2 separate regions of the Homo sapiens genome follow, and region 1 is linked to region 2. Evidence: chromatin loops called from intact Hi-C (ENCODE). Cell type or tissue: PC-3. All regions are shown on one strand. Each heading gives the region's core, and the rest is flanking DNA. Links, peaks and the distances in the headings are about the cores only.

Region 1 (7,692 bases), core at 3,357-5,856, 50 kb before region 2:
GAGAGTTTTACTGAACTCTGAAGGATTTCAGAATCAAATTTTGCCCTAAAGCTCTTACAATGTTTGGCTCCAGAGTACAACCTCAAAATGAAAGAAAATGTGATATATATTTCCCCCCTTGCAGGATGCTTTTCTTGTTTCTTACAGTCCTTAAGTATTGTTTACCTAATATCTGGTATATGGTATCTGTATTAGTCCTATAAGACACATCTTTCTTAAATTTGTAACTGTCCCTTCATCTCACAGTTTTCTAATGACCTTCTACAGAAAGCCTTAAACCCAACATCTGCCTTCCCCAGAAATCTTATCTTTTTTCCATCCAAGTCCCAAAAAGCTACTACTGCCCTCATTTTCTTTTACCTTCTCCATTGCACACACATCTGCTAATGCTAATTGGCTTTCTTTAAGATCTCCTAGAGGGAATCAGACATTCTAACCCACAGAGAGGTTATCATTTCGTTCATCTGGTTCTGCAAACATTAAGAAGTTACTATCTACTTACTGAAAGACATGTTGCCTCATCTTTGTATAAACTTACAAAAAGGAAAGAAAACCCAGTGGGTTCATGCTTTCTTTGCTTCCAATTTGTGGCTCAGAAAAAAATCAAAATTATTGTAGAACATGAGTCCAAAAGCTAAACAAAATAGACATATTTATCAGACAAGGACTGATTTAGAAAGTGTTTTTGAAGATTAGCATGCAGAGGGAGACAAAGTTTAATGTTAAAAAGCATGCTCTGCAAGACTGAAATGTTATTTAAGAAATTAAGTTTGAAATTGTTTTAATTAGTATACATGTGGAAACAATAGAAATCCACCAACTAGAAAATATATCCATCCAATCCTGAATGTGCCCAGGCATTTTATGAATCATTTTATGTTAGAATTCCAAGAAAGAGAATATTATAACTCTTTAGTAACAGCAAATTTATCCTATAATTACTTTCTCTCTTTCTATTCCCTTGTTTATGTGCCCCTTATAATGTGAGCATCACTGGATATGATTGCAGAGTTTGAAGATACATCTTTTTCATACAGCATTTCCCCTATTTCTGGAGTAAAAATTGGTTATCAGACTAACTGAAAGATACTATATTTGGAGCTTTTCATAGAGTAAAAAATAAATTATTTTATGAGCAACTTAAAGAATTTTCAAGAATAACTTTTATAAATGCAGCGTTTGCCTTAAGTACTAATTTCAGAATCTAACTTTGACTGAAATGAGACTCTGCTAGATTAGTCAAAATCTGCCTCTTGACTATTTCTCTTCATTAGCTGTGAGTTTTTTAGCTTAGAGTCATTAAATCTCTTTTTCTCTTACACAGAAGTGAGAGGGACACCTGAAATCCTAGGCCTGGGAGGGGTGGAGGCCTTTAGCATCACGTAGCTTTGTACAGATTCAAAAAGCACTGGATGACTGTTGAGGGTTTTTGAATAAGCAGTTTAGGTGAGATGATATATTTTTAAGACACCAAACTGATTTTCTCCATTTTTTGTTACCTCGTAATCCTTAATCCAGAGACTCAAATGCCTGTAATTACTTGTAAGAAGATAGAGAATGAAGTCAATTTTCGGTCTGAAAAATTTGATTCAATTTTTTTTTTATCCAGAGCAAGATAATATCTACCAAGTCATGATTTTACTTTTTTTTTAAGAAAAATAGATTTTTTAAATCCTAAAGCTTCCTTTTTACATCAAGGATCGAACTTAGAATTTAAGGCTTAGAGCTTTGCTATGGTACTCTGTGAGGAAAGATAAAAGAGATGGTGTTTCCTTGGGATAGAAAATAGAAATAGAAAACTCTTCAACTTCTGAGATTAGAAAATGAGGGGCTGTAAAAACCAGGTGATTTAGGTGAGGATGAGCAAGCTGCCCAAGGTCCTTTGGGTGAGGTTTAGAGAGAAGAGGCATATGATAGCCTCTGAACTGGATTCTGTATTGTGCAAGGGGAAATCAGAGAACAGCGAAGCTTCTGCTCTGCTTCCTGCATCGTGCAACATGGCGCATAGTGCTGGATCAGTAACAGGCAGAGAAAGGGTCCAGATGTGTAGCCTTGGGACAGAAAACCCCTGGTCTACAGTCTGCACCTGATATGGAAAAGGCCCAGATATTCCAGCATGACCATGTGAGGGAAGAATTATGTGAGTCGAGAATGAAAAGACAGAATAACTAAATAAAATTAGGCATAACTGCCAAGGGGTTATCATGTGCTCGAGGTGTGGAGACCACTGCAAGGTCAACAGCCCCAAGAAAATGGCAATAAGTCTCAGAGAATCAAGGCTGCCAGAAAGAATCAAAGTTCAGAGCCTCACTAGCATGAGGAGTTTGCTGACTTTCATAGAAGCAGTCACTCAGCTCTGTCTACCCAGACAGCACAGACCTTAGCTTTAGAATCCACAGATACTACAGCAAACACATGCAGCAAGGAGAGAGAACAATGCCACGACCTCCCTTTTATTCATCAGTCAGAGTCAGCAGGGCTGGCAGAGGACAAATTGTGGATCATAGCTGTCTTTTACTTCTTCTCACGAGATTGCATGTCCCTAGATACCATCCTAAAAGCATTGAAGAGGTAAGAAATCCAAAATGATTGTTTACCCTTAAGAGTGTTTTGTCCGGGCACGGTGGCTCACGCCTGTAATCCCAGCACTTTGGGAGGCCGAGGTGGGCGAATCACGAGGTCAGGAATTCAAGACCAGCCTGGCCAACATGGTGAAACCCCATCTCTCCTAAAAATACAAAAAAAAAAAAATACTACCCAGGCATGGTGGTGCATGCCTGTAGTCCCAGCTACTCAGAAGGCTGAGGCAGGAGAATTGCTTGAACCTGGGAAGTGGAGGTTGCAGTGAGCTGAGATCGTGCCACTGCACTCCAGCCTGGGTGACACAGTTGAGACTCTGTCTCAAAAAAAAAAAAAGAGTGTTTTAACCTGAGAGCCTTTAAAACCACAAGAGACAGAGTTACTGTTCATCAGGTTTTAGGGTTGTTTGTTTGGGATTTTTTTTTTTTTAATCAGCATGATGGAGGGCAAAATAAGGTCAATTATAGAACATAACAAATTACTATTTTTGTACAACTTAATTGGCGTGTGTAAATGTTAACCTGGCTGTAGAAGTATCTGTATGCTGTTCAACCCCCTTCTTTCCTACCTTATACAAACTCTCTCATCAACACAATGTAGAATTTACTTTTTTCACTATCCCTACTGGTAGTAAAGATAATAATATGTACAGAAATTTAGCAGATATGAGTCAAATACAATCAAAATGTTTCTTGAAACATTAGGAGAAATAGGAAGTATTTACATATGAATCAGGCAAGAGTGAAAAAGAAAACCTTATTCTCAAAGAAAAACTGCCACTTTGGATGGTGGTCAACTGGCATGGTTTATTTTGACTACCATCCTCCATGTATTTAATGAATGAGGCAAGCCCGTTGGCTTGTTACAATAACAACTTGGCAGTTAGACATCCTCCTAAACAATGTGCCAGCTTGAGAGGATAATTGACAATGCCACACACTGTGATCATTTATAACCCTGGGGTGTTCTTCTGAGATTTATTTTTAGTTATTTGATGACACAATTTTCCTGATCCACAATATTTTGCTCTTTTCCCCCAACGTTCGTATCTGACCAAACCACAAAATGAATGCTCGATAAATCATCTCATATTCTTGCCACTTAAAAATCTTTTCTGCTTGTTTTCTTAAACTCTCCACTTGTTTGCTGCTCAGATGTACCTCTTATTTTAAGAAGCTAAAGAGGCAAATAGTTTTTAATTGCCCTGCAAATATTTACATCCTATACATCCTGTGATTACAGCAATTACACTTATCAGTTTTCCACCCCCTGCTAAAGTAACCGCAACATTATCATGAGGAAATCATGAAAAAAAAAAAAAAAAAAGCTGCAGCACACTCATTCCACTTTGAATATAATGGAAGAAGAAATGCCCATCCTTCACTAACTTGAACTACAAGATTATTTTCCACCCTCAGGAGGAACTGGTCTTTTCCCACCACTGATGGGCCACCACTGTTGCAGGATTTAAGTGTTACCTCGGAAATACCAAAAAGATAGTTCTATTACAATGTTGTATCCTATAAATACTCGAGTTATGCCTGTAATTGCCTTGAAATACATTGCCTGCTGTGCTTGCTTATGTCCAAGAGCAGGTTAGAAGGTCAGACTCAGACCTTTTGTAGCCTTGATAACTGGCTGTTACATGATTATGAAGTGAGTGGGAGAAGAAGCAATAGTTAATATTTGTGTTTCATTCACCAAAGAAATCCTTCTGGAACTCTTCATGGGATAATGATGAAATTCATTCGATTCATATTTGCATTTAAAGTATTAAGGTTTTTTCAAAAATAAAATATATAGCAAGGGCAGAAATTTTTGCTCGCAAATAGACCTTTCTAGTAATTTCAGTGTCAGATGTTGTATAGACTCTGTGCCTCAGACATTTAATGGCCTTTTCCCTGGACTCTTGCTCTTGGAATAGATTAGATTTAGAATCTGAAAATAGCAATGCCAATGCCAGGCTGGGTGGGGAGTACTGTGTGGTTCTGCCAAAGTACATGATGAGCTGTTCCCTAAGTAACTGGGTCATTTCTGAAATTCACGAGGGAAGAGGCACACTTGTGTTCTGTTTGCATGGAACAACAGTGACATCCAGTGCTAATACCGTTGATGTGAGCCTGAAATAATAACATCACATCGGCTGGTGTGGTGGCTTATGCCTGTAATCCCAGCACTTTGGGAGGCCAATTTGGGTAGATCACCTGAGGTCTGGAGTTCAAGACCAGCCTGGTCAACATGGTGAAATCCCGTCTCTACTAAAAAAATACAAAAATTAGCCAGGTGTGGTGGCAGGTGCCTGTAATCCCAGCTACTTGGGAAGCTGAGGCAGGAGAATCACTTGAACCTAGGAGGCAGAAGTTGCAGTGAGCCGAGATCACGCCATTGCACTCCATCCTGGGCAACAAGAGCAAAACTTTGTTGCAAAGAAAAAATATAATAATAATAATAATAATAATAATAATAATAATAATACCATCACATCATTTCTTGGTAAATGAACAAATACAATGACAAGGGAAATGTGGTTAAGGTTAGTGTCTTCACTAATAGCTGCTAATAACAGAGACAAATGCTATTTAAGGTTAGGGAGAGCATTTACCTAGCACATCCTAGCAGAAAGCAGTGTAGACTTCGTTTCATTTCCAGCCTCACTTCTGGGAAATACTGGCAGGGCACTTGGACCCTCAGCACCCTCTCAGTTTATCTCTTGGTACTCTCTCTTTAGTTTTGCTCCTGTAAGATAGTGGCAGGGCCCTTGAACTTTCAACACTCTCGGTTTATCTCTCAGTACTCTCTTAAGTTTATCTGTAAAATGGAAATAATGATGCCAGTTCACCATTTGACCACAGATGCTTCAAGCTCAGCATAAAGTCATTTGGAGTTGTCTTTTCTCCAGAGGGAAGATAAATATTCAGAGACATCATGAAAGCATGGACATATAGAGGAGCATTTGGACATACAGAGAAGTCCAAATTGCTTGTAATGTTATTGGGACTATTTAAGATTTTATTGCAGATTGTCTTCTTTCTGGAGAGAGTCATTTCTTTGTTCTCTATCATGATTGAGAAGGCCACCTGTGGTCTATCTAGTTCTTCACACAGTGTAGGTGCTTCTTACATTGCCTTGTGTTGGGGAAGACCCACCTTCTGAGCTATAATATAAATTGTTTGTCTATTTGCCTATTTGTTTGACTTTGGCAATAAATATCTCCTCAATAAACGATCCTCTAATCCATCTAGCATTTATTGAATAACTATTACAAGCAAGCATAGTGCTAGGCCCTGCTCATATATTATCTTTAATTTTTACATTATTCAACTAAGGTGGATTCTGCCTTCATTTTATAGGTAAGAAAAGTGCAACTTAGAGGCTCTCAATAATTTGCTCACACTTACAAAACTGGTAAGTGGGAATTGCAGGTTTGCCCTCAGACTTTCTAACACCACTGTGACCTTTGTTCAAAATGGAGTGCAGAATCCTGAGCCACTTGGGTAACATTTCAAGGACCCTTAGAGACTAATAGGTGGGCCTCTCTGTTGGTAAGAACTCTAGTTCACTGAGATTTTTCATTAATACTTTTGCATGTATGTAGCACACGAACTACATGTTTCCAACTGAATTTTAATCTCCTTTACACAACAACTGTAGTTTTATCTTTGTTACCAGGCTGAATATAATTTTGAATACTGTGTTGAGATCCTCCCTTTACATTTGTTTGAGATGGAAAGATGAACCAAACATGGGCCTGTACACAAGTTTTGATCGCTTTTTTTTTCCATTCAAATGCTTTAGGAAGACTGGTGGAATTACGTTTTTTAAGAAAGTGAAGTCATGTGGTAACTTTTATTTGGGTTCTATTCAATTTTGGGTTTTGTAGAAGACAGGGACCAAGTCTTTTGGGTCTTTGATGACCCGTAATACCTAGTTCAATAATTTAGACATCCTAGAGGATCAATAAAAGTTGAATTTGATGACATATTAGGTTTTATTCCGTGAACTTTAGCTAGTAGAGAAAGCACTTTCATTTCCCAGAGGCAGAGAGAAAAGTCTTGATTTATACAGTGCTTCCAGTTCCCATTTTCTCAGATGAATTAGGCTTTGAGCTCTGAAGAATTAACTAGTGTCTGTTTTCCCAGGAAGAGAAACCCAGTAGGAAAACACCTACACTTCAGTCTTAGGGAGGGATCCTGGAAGGACTCAAAGCACCCAATGGAGAAAGAAGGACCTTTGATGGGATCCGAGGCAGAACTGAATATATTTGTGAATATACAGTTTCAGCATAGCAAAAAATGACTTCATGGACCAGAATCTATCTTTTTCTTTCTCAGTAGTATGTGAGACAAAACACAGAAGATACAATTTGAGGCAAGAAAACCATCTTTATTTCTGCTAAACTATGTGAACTCTGAGGACAGGGAGTGTGGCTGTCTTGTTGACGACTGAGTCCAGTAACACAGATCTTAATACCAAGACTAGCATGCAATACTTAGTAAAATTGTTATAGTAGTTAATACGTGAATGAATAAATGAGAGGATAAGTGTTTTGTAGAGAATTGCTTGGAAATACTGGACAGGTCCAGGGTGGAGTTCAGAACAGGAAACATCCAGATAACTGTTCCCAAACACTGCCCAATGAGTAGCCACCAGTCACATGTGGCTATTGACATTTAATTAAATAAAATGAGAAATTTTGTTTCTCAGTCTCGCTAGCCAGATGTATTAGTGACTACCATAAAGTACAGTGCAAATATAGAACATTTCCATCAATACCGAAAGTTCTACTGGATAATGTTACTCTAGGGTACAAGGTTGAAAGAACAAAAGCCAAGCATATCTTAAAAGGTTTTTTTGGTTGTTGTTGTTTGTTTGTTTTTTATAGTATCCATCCCAGCTCACAAGTAAAAATATATTCGGGTTCCTAGGGTTTTAAGGAACTTCTGGAATAAATAATATGCTTTTGGCTGAAGAGCATCATGTATTGTATTTCATGACAGTAATACCTAAAACAAAACCTGTGTTGGGGGAAAAGCTGTAGGGTAGAAAGAAATCTTCAATACCTTCCCTGTTCAGTCCAGTTTCTAGTTATTGGCATAGATTCTAGGGATTCTT
Region 2 (7,692 bases), core at 2,078-4,577:
CGTATTTTGTGATTATGAAGCAAGCTAATAACTCCCTCCCTTAGTGTCTATGAATGAAGTTACTATGATTGTTTCTAAGATAAACAAGTATCTGTTAGCTCAAGACAAACCCAGTTTATGCTTGATGTTGCAATGTAAAATAGCATCCATCATCATTGAAAGGGTCCTGGTTTTATGATAAATTGTATGACCATCCTATGTATATGTAATACACAATATAGTTACATATACACATATATATAATAATAATATTATGTATTAATATATATACTACCCTTAGTCTACATTTTTAAATAATGTATAAAGAATATTAAATAATATTGTATATTAAAAATTTGCTAAAAGAATAGATTTTAGGTGCTATTAACACATGCTCACACATATAAACCATAATACGTGACTGTGTTAGGTAATGGATATGTTAATATGCTTAACTATAGTAATCATTTCACTAGCTATATGTATATCAAAACATATTGTATGCCTTAAGTATATACAATAAAAATCATTCCTATAAAATTTACAATAATGATAAAGGGTGAAAAAAGAATATGAAAAACCAAGGTTCTAATTATCTCTAATATTCACTAGAAATATTAACTTTGAAAAAAGTTATTCAAAAAATCCAGATATACATCCTTTTAATACTATAGTGAGAAAGAAAAAATTTTAAGATTATGTTAATAAAGATGAATACTATATGACCTTATGTATTTTCCTAAGAATTTTCACTTACTAATTTTATATTTTGTTTATATTAGATTTCATTAAAGTATCTTCCAGTTTGAATAATGTATGTCAGTATAAATTTTCATAGTTCCCATATATCTCAATCAGGATTTTATGATATTACTACAACAGAAAAATGAAATTACAAATAAATTATTTTGACTGAATTATTTTCCTTCATTGAGCCAGGTAATCCTACCAATCCTACTATTTATTTGACATTATGAAGATTTAATCTCAGACCTCAGGACTTTAAAAAGGGTCAATAGCTGTGTGCAGTAATTATCATTAGGTGTGATTAAAATTTCTGGATTTAATAAACTGGTTTTCCACAGGAATTTTTGACTTGCATCATGTTTTTGGGCCAAACTAAAATGTATTGAAATATAGGATGAAACAAAGTAAATAAGATAAATTAATTTATCATCCTAAGTAAATACATGAATAAGTTTGTATACTTTTCCTTTAAAAATTCAGATCTTACATGAAAATTATACATTACTACAAACCAGATTTTGCCAACACATGGCTATTTCTTTACAATAATTTTTAAGGTCTTCTGGCTTTTTAAAATTTCATTTCCTTTTGAATATGAATTTGTTGAAAACTTGAAGTTTATTAATGGAGTCCTGTGTTCTAGACTTTGCTATCATGTATTGTTTTAATTTTAAAAATACGTGTTAGTTGCCAGGAATGTCGTATATGTAAGATAATCTATATTGAGATTTTTAACAATTACTTTGATTATCTGATCAATAGTATAGTTCATTCAGACTACACAATCTTTGTACAAAGATGTTGGTTTACTTGATTCATTCTCTTAATTGTTTTGACTCTGCATTTAGTCTATATAATCAGCCTGTTTCTGGCAGTCTATTCATTACAGTTGTGCTGGCATCCACTCTGACTGCCATACCCAGAACAACTGTGTGGCATTCCGCATGTATAACAAAAACAGCTGGAGTAAACACACTGACCTTCTCTTGACACCCCATGTAGGCGGTTTGTATACATAATCATGGCCACAGCCTGCTTGGCTTGTTCAAGGTCATATAACAAGTGTGGGTTTAGTTACAACTTGGAGCCCTTCAGTTTCTAGCCTGGGGTTGATCTTAAAAAAGCCAGTCCAAACTACTATTTTTTCCTTCATAAATGCTGTAAAAATAGTCTTAGTTTAATAAAGTACATACTTTTTATGAAAAAAAAGTTATACTAGTCTAAGGGTACTCCCTTTAATGAGTTGCTTTACAATTGGGATGTACATACTTTTAAGAGCTATTTTATTTTATTCTAGGCCAGAAGGCCCATCATGTTGGTGCATCTTCATTGACTATCAATTTTACTCCATTAGTTGGTGGAAAATAAGAAAAAACAAAAATAATATTTGAATAGTATGTAAAATCCATACACAGTTTTAAAAATATGAGCCTTCAAAAACATTAAATTTTGAGTGTCTGGTTTTAGGCTAAACAATCAGACACTTCAGGAGCAGAAGCTTCTTCTATTCTAGGTACCAATTATGGGTATTTTGGTGGAAAAGTTTGAGACTAGAAAATCTCAATGTCAGAGATTTTTTCCATCTTATTTAGCAAGTTATATACTTCTGCATGTTACATGTATTCTCTCAGAGAAAAGGTAGCCCTAAATAAAAATTGTTTTCTGTCTGTATTGAAACAAATCTCAACTGTCTTCTAATCTATTAAAAATAGCCTCTTTCAGTAATTAAAAAAGACGTATTTTATAATAAAATAGTTTTTAGTAAATAAAATATATGTATTTTATATTAAAATAGGCTTTTTCAGTAAATAAAAAAATATATATATAATTATATATGTGTATATAGCTTAATGACTAGCTATACTGTGTGGCTGTTTAGTTCAGTATTTTTAAAGCAGGAAACCAAAACAAGCAAACAAAGCTTATAGTCACATAGTTTTTTTTTTTTTTTTTAACTTCCAGAGGCTATGTCATATACTTATATAAAAGGATTCTGAACAAAGTAAATGCTCAGTAGCCTTTTGCAAATGGATACATTGTGGAATACAGGCTTGAGACCTGACTATTAAATCTTACAGACTGAATTAATTAAAGGCCCCTGAGTGGTATACTCTGGAATAGATTCAGTTTTTAAAAAGTAAAGCAGAATTTTGAGGGCTTCAGGTACAATTTTCATAATTGCCCTGGGTCTCAAGGCTGGTCTATTAGTTGGACCAGTCCAAGTTCACTTTATTTACTGGGGAATTTATTGATGTGTTTGTGAGAAATATACATTTCACTGTCATTTCTCAAAATACACAGGGGATTTTTTCCTTGAGCCTATAATACCAATAGATACAGATTTTTGAAACACTACTGCACCATTCCTCTAATGTATATTAGAGTGAGCTTCAGACATACTTGCATTTGTTTTCTGAGTAAAACTATTGGAATATAATATCCTCTCCCCAAACTACCCCCTGGCCCCCAAATAAACCAAATCTTCAGATAAAATTGGTAGCACTGAAATTGAGGATATCTAAAAACAGCAACCTGTAACCTTGGGAATTTTGAGTGATATAAATACAATGACTGAAAGCATTTTTTAACCACAGAATTTTTGCCTTTTATACTTAGACAGTTGCAAGGTTGTTGAGTTGCTCTCTTTGTGGTCCATACCAAAATGCTTATGTTTGGGAACTACACAATTCACATTTTATGACTTTTTTTTTTCCTTTTTCTCAAATGAATCACTATTTGTAACTAACTTGTAATTTCTGATTCAATTCCCAGCCAAACAGGCAAACACACTTTCTGAATAGTGATAGAAATTCTATACCTGTTTATTTACTATCTGTTTGTCAATGAGTCAGAAACCGACAATTTTTTATACATACCTTCTGGATTGATTTAGCATTCTGAAAAAATTTCCTGTCTGTCTTTCAAATGTAAGAAAACTGACTTCAGTATTTTCAGTCTTTCCCGTCTGATACAGAAACGATATTGTGTATTTCACAGAGAAAATAATGCCTTTTCTATCACATTAAATCTTTCTGACTTATCACAAAAACCTGGTTTTGGTTACATCATCCCTCAAACTTGCCTGTTTCTGGGGAAACATGCCTATTCTAATTAGCAGTAAATCAAAAGTTCTTTCTTTCTGATAGAACAAGACTGTGAAATAAATTGTGATTTGGTGCGCTGTATCAGCAAGCATCAGTGATTAGGAAGACGGGCTGACAAGGCCATTAAGACTGCCCCAAGGAAACTCCACCCATTTAAAGAGAGACTGGGGGTGGGGGACTCCATTTTCTGTGGTTTTACGGCTGATCACTGTTTCCTCATATGAAATTCACCATAATTGACAACCAGACTGGTAATACACAGGATGCGTTAGTCTAAATATTTGAAGGTGCTTTTTTTTTTTTTTTTGTAATCTAATGAAGCAGGACTTTTGGAATTGAATCAACAGGAACATGAGGTCATAGTTACAAGCAACAACTGAAAACATAAAAATAAATGGGAAAAGGCTATGCTCCTCTGGAGAAAAGAGGAATTTGATGTGGATTATTCTGTTAAATGCACACTTAGATTTAGCAAAAAGCTGTACAAATAATTAGCCTGAGTTACCTGGCTTGTCTGGCTATAGTTGCCAAAGTCATAAGTTGAACAATTCTCCAATTTACTTTATTTGTGTGGATAGCCCCCACATTATAATAGATCTTGAAAATAATTTTTTTGTGTGTGCAGCTCATCTAGGTAAACTCTGGTTAGTTATAAATCTAAATTAATTTTAAAATTATGAACAATAGTGATAATACATCAAGGACATAGAGGACAATATTGATAAATATAGAAACCACTAGTCTTTAGTAATTAAGAAGTGATTTGCAAGAAATCAGAGAACACATATTGTGTGTCTCATTGGACTCAGTGAACATATTAAGAATAAATGAGTGGACATCTGAGAAATATTTGGTAGACTAGTTGAAGTCTTTGCTCTCCTTCTTTCTCTTTCATCTCTTTATCAAACTCTAAGTACTTTCTGCTATGGACTATATGCACTCTCCTCTATAGTTTTCAGCACTGGTACATGTAAATTTAAACTGAAGTCATTAAAAATACTTTAGTCCAGGGCCTTAAAACAGCTAATACAAAGGCAGGGTGTGGTGGCTCACGCCTGTAATCCCAGAACTTTGGGAGGCCGAGGCGGGCAGATCACGAGGTCAGGAGATCAAGACCATCCTGGCTAACACGGTGAAACCCCGTCTCTACTAAAAAAATACAAAAAAATTAGCCGGGCGTGGTGGTGGGCACCTGTAGTCCCAGCTACTCAGGAGGCTGAGGCAGGAGAATGGCATGAACCCGGGAGGTGGAGCTTGCAGTGAGCTGAGATCACGCCACTGCACTCCAGCCTGGGTGACAGAGCGAGACTCCATCTCAAAGAAAAAAGAAAAAAAAAAATGGTTAATATTGCAAGAACCTTGTATTTCTTCACCATTGCCCTAGCCCCTGGAGCAGTGTGTAGCAGGACGTTGCAGAAACATCATAAACTCATTCATTTTAACAAAAATTTAGTAAAGACCTGCTATGTTCCAGGTACTGTTCTAGGCAATAGAGATAAAGCAATAAACAAAACAGATAAAATGTATGAATGAATCAATAGGTATATTACTAGAGTATTCAGTGGACAGGTTTGAGATAAACTCAATTCTTTCAGGGAATTTTCTTTTTTAATGTCTGAATTTTCACAACTACAAGCAAATGAATGCACATAAATGTATTCAGAACTTGTAGGTCTGCGGCATCACCTGCTAAAAGGAATACAAGGCCTGATAAAATAGAATCTAGATCCTATTATTGTTTCTAACGATATTGGTAGTGATGAGATATTAGACAAGGCATGGAATATGTCGTTATAAGGAAAACAGCACCTGGAGGCAAATGGTTTCAAACACGGCACTTCAAATTTACTCATCCCCTCTGTTACTTAGTTTTCTTGGGAATACAATGTTAAGTAATAATCACTGTTTCATTAGATTGGACTGAAGATTAAATAAGGCCAAAAATGAAAATTGAGTGAAGTTTTAAAAAGCACGTAATGCTTTTTTTTTTTTTTTTTTTTTGATACAGGGTCTCACTCTATTGCCCAGGCTGGAGTGCAGTGGCATGATCTTGGCTCACTGCAACCTCCTCCTCCCAAGTTCAAACGATTCTCCCACCTCAGCCTCCTGAGTAGCCGAGAGTACAGGTGCAGGCCACCACTCCTGGCTAATTTTTGTATTTTTAGTAGAGATAGGGTTTCACCACGTTGGCCAGGCTGGTCACGAACTCCTGGCCTCAAGTGATCCACCTGCATCAGCCTCCCAAAGAGTAGGGATTACAGGCGTCAGCCACCACGCAATGCATTTTAATTAATAGATATGGTTACATTAATTTTCCTTCTATTTCTCCTCAGCTTTGATTCCCTCATCTGTGAAACAATGAAGGTAGACTAGCATTTCTGCCACCTTTCTCACAGCCCACATTTTCAAAATATTCTAGGCCTATAAGCCTTGCTGATTATACTGGGATCCCTGACAAGGAACACTTACTGCATTTTAAATAAATATATATTCCAGAGAAACGTAATGACTTGTTGCAGTTTTCTTGGCTTTTATTTTCAGACCATAGAAATGATTCAGAACAATGATGTGATAATAGTCTGTGGTTTGCTACTCATAGTTCTGAGGTACATTTTTCTCAATCTGCTGCTTTAGTGGATACCATGCTTTTGTTTTTGCTTTTGTTTTTCTCTAAGCATATGAAATGCTCAAGCCTATTTTTCAGAAACCTTATTTATTTTTTTGAATGGATAGTTTCAGCTCATGGAATTTGTTAGTCCACCCCTCATTACATTGCTTCTGACTTTGAATGATGGAGGAAATAGCTTTGGGTGGGTAGCCAGCCAGTCTGACTAGGCCATTGGGCACAGGCTCCCTGGTCACTGGGATCACTAACGCCTAATGCTTCTCTAATTATAGACATGTCTCATTCCTGGCTATTTAACGGCCTCACCGCAGGGAGTGACTCCACATCCTGACTGGAAGCCTACCTTCATTAGCTTAAACTGTACATCATAACCCTCTAGTTTTGCAATAACCCAAGGGACCCTCCCTCCCAGGATGGTGGCACTGTGACAATGCTGGTATTTTAACATGGAGGCAGATGATAAGATTTATGACTTCCAGCTTTAAAATGAAAAAGGTAAAACTCTATATGATATTTTCAAAAGAAGTCGTCTATGCCGATAATGGAGAAGATGCAGGGAGTTTGTTCTGCCCATTTTCTTCTTAAAAGTGTCCTTTCCTTCCTAAGTTAAGCAAGGCCTATAGTAAGACTCTCAGTGCTACTGAAGTTGAATAAGAATGGAGACTTTAAAAACAAACGAGCCTGTAAAGAGACTTAATAACTGATTCAAGGTGTAATACCTACAAGTGAAAGAATTATCACTTAAATTAGAACGTTGATGTCCTTATTCATGCTTTGCTTTTCATAATACAATCATGGGTTGCCGCTTAAGGATGAGGATACATTCTGAGAAATGTGTTGTTAGGTGATGTTGTGCAAATGACATAGAGTATACTTACACAAACCTAGATGGTATAGCCTACTACACAGGTAGGCGATATGGTATAGCCTATTGCTTCTAGGCTAAAAACTGTATAGCATGTTACTATACTGAATGCTGCAGGCAATTGTAATACAATGCCTTGTATTTGTGTATTTAAATATAAATCAGAAAAGGTACAGTAAAATATGGTATTACGATCTTCTGGGACCACTGCTGTATGTGTAGTCTGTCACTGATTAAAATGCATTATGCAACTCATGACTATACTAATAATAATCCTTTACACCACCTTTTATGGAAAACCCTTCATATACTAAGCCCTGTGCTAAGCACTGTAGATATTTGTTATCTTCCTAGATATTCTCCCAAGCACT

The links. A loop is a pair of places that touch in the nucleus more often than their neighbours do. Peaks named below come from ENCODE experiments on the same cell type or tissue, not always from the same donor. Only the 100,000 strongest peaks of a DNase experiment are listed, where the experiment ranks them.
Region 1: it touches region 2 in a loop (2.3-fold over the local background); 2 of 110 quality-filtered maps call a loop at or near these places.

What each region holds. Positions count from the first base shown.
Region 1 is chr10:52,649,106-52,656,797 of GRCh38, forward strand. All of the region lies in intron 1 of LOC105378305 (a long non-coding RNA gene), which reads right to left. Among named protein-coding and RNA genes, the nearest start is that of MBL2, 120 kb to the right of the region's middle. In PC-3, for the core only: a CTCF peak has its summit at 4,657; no DNase peak of the experiment used is centred there.
Region 2 is chr10:52,700,130-52,707,821 of GRCh38, forward strand. All of the region lies in intron 1 of LOC105378305 (a long non-coding RNA gene), which reads right to left. Among named protein-coding and RNA genes, the nearest start is that of MBL2, 69 kb to the right of the region's middle. In PC-3, for the core only: no CTCF peak of the experiment used is centred there; DNase peaks (open chromatin) are centred at 3,512 and 4,012; H3K4me3 peaks cover 1,630 bases; H3K27ac peaks cover 1,929 bases.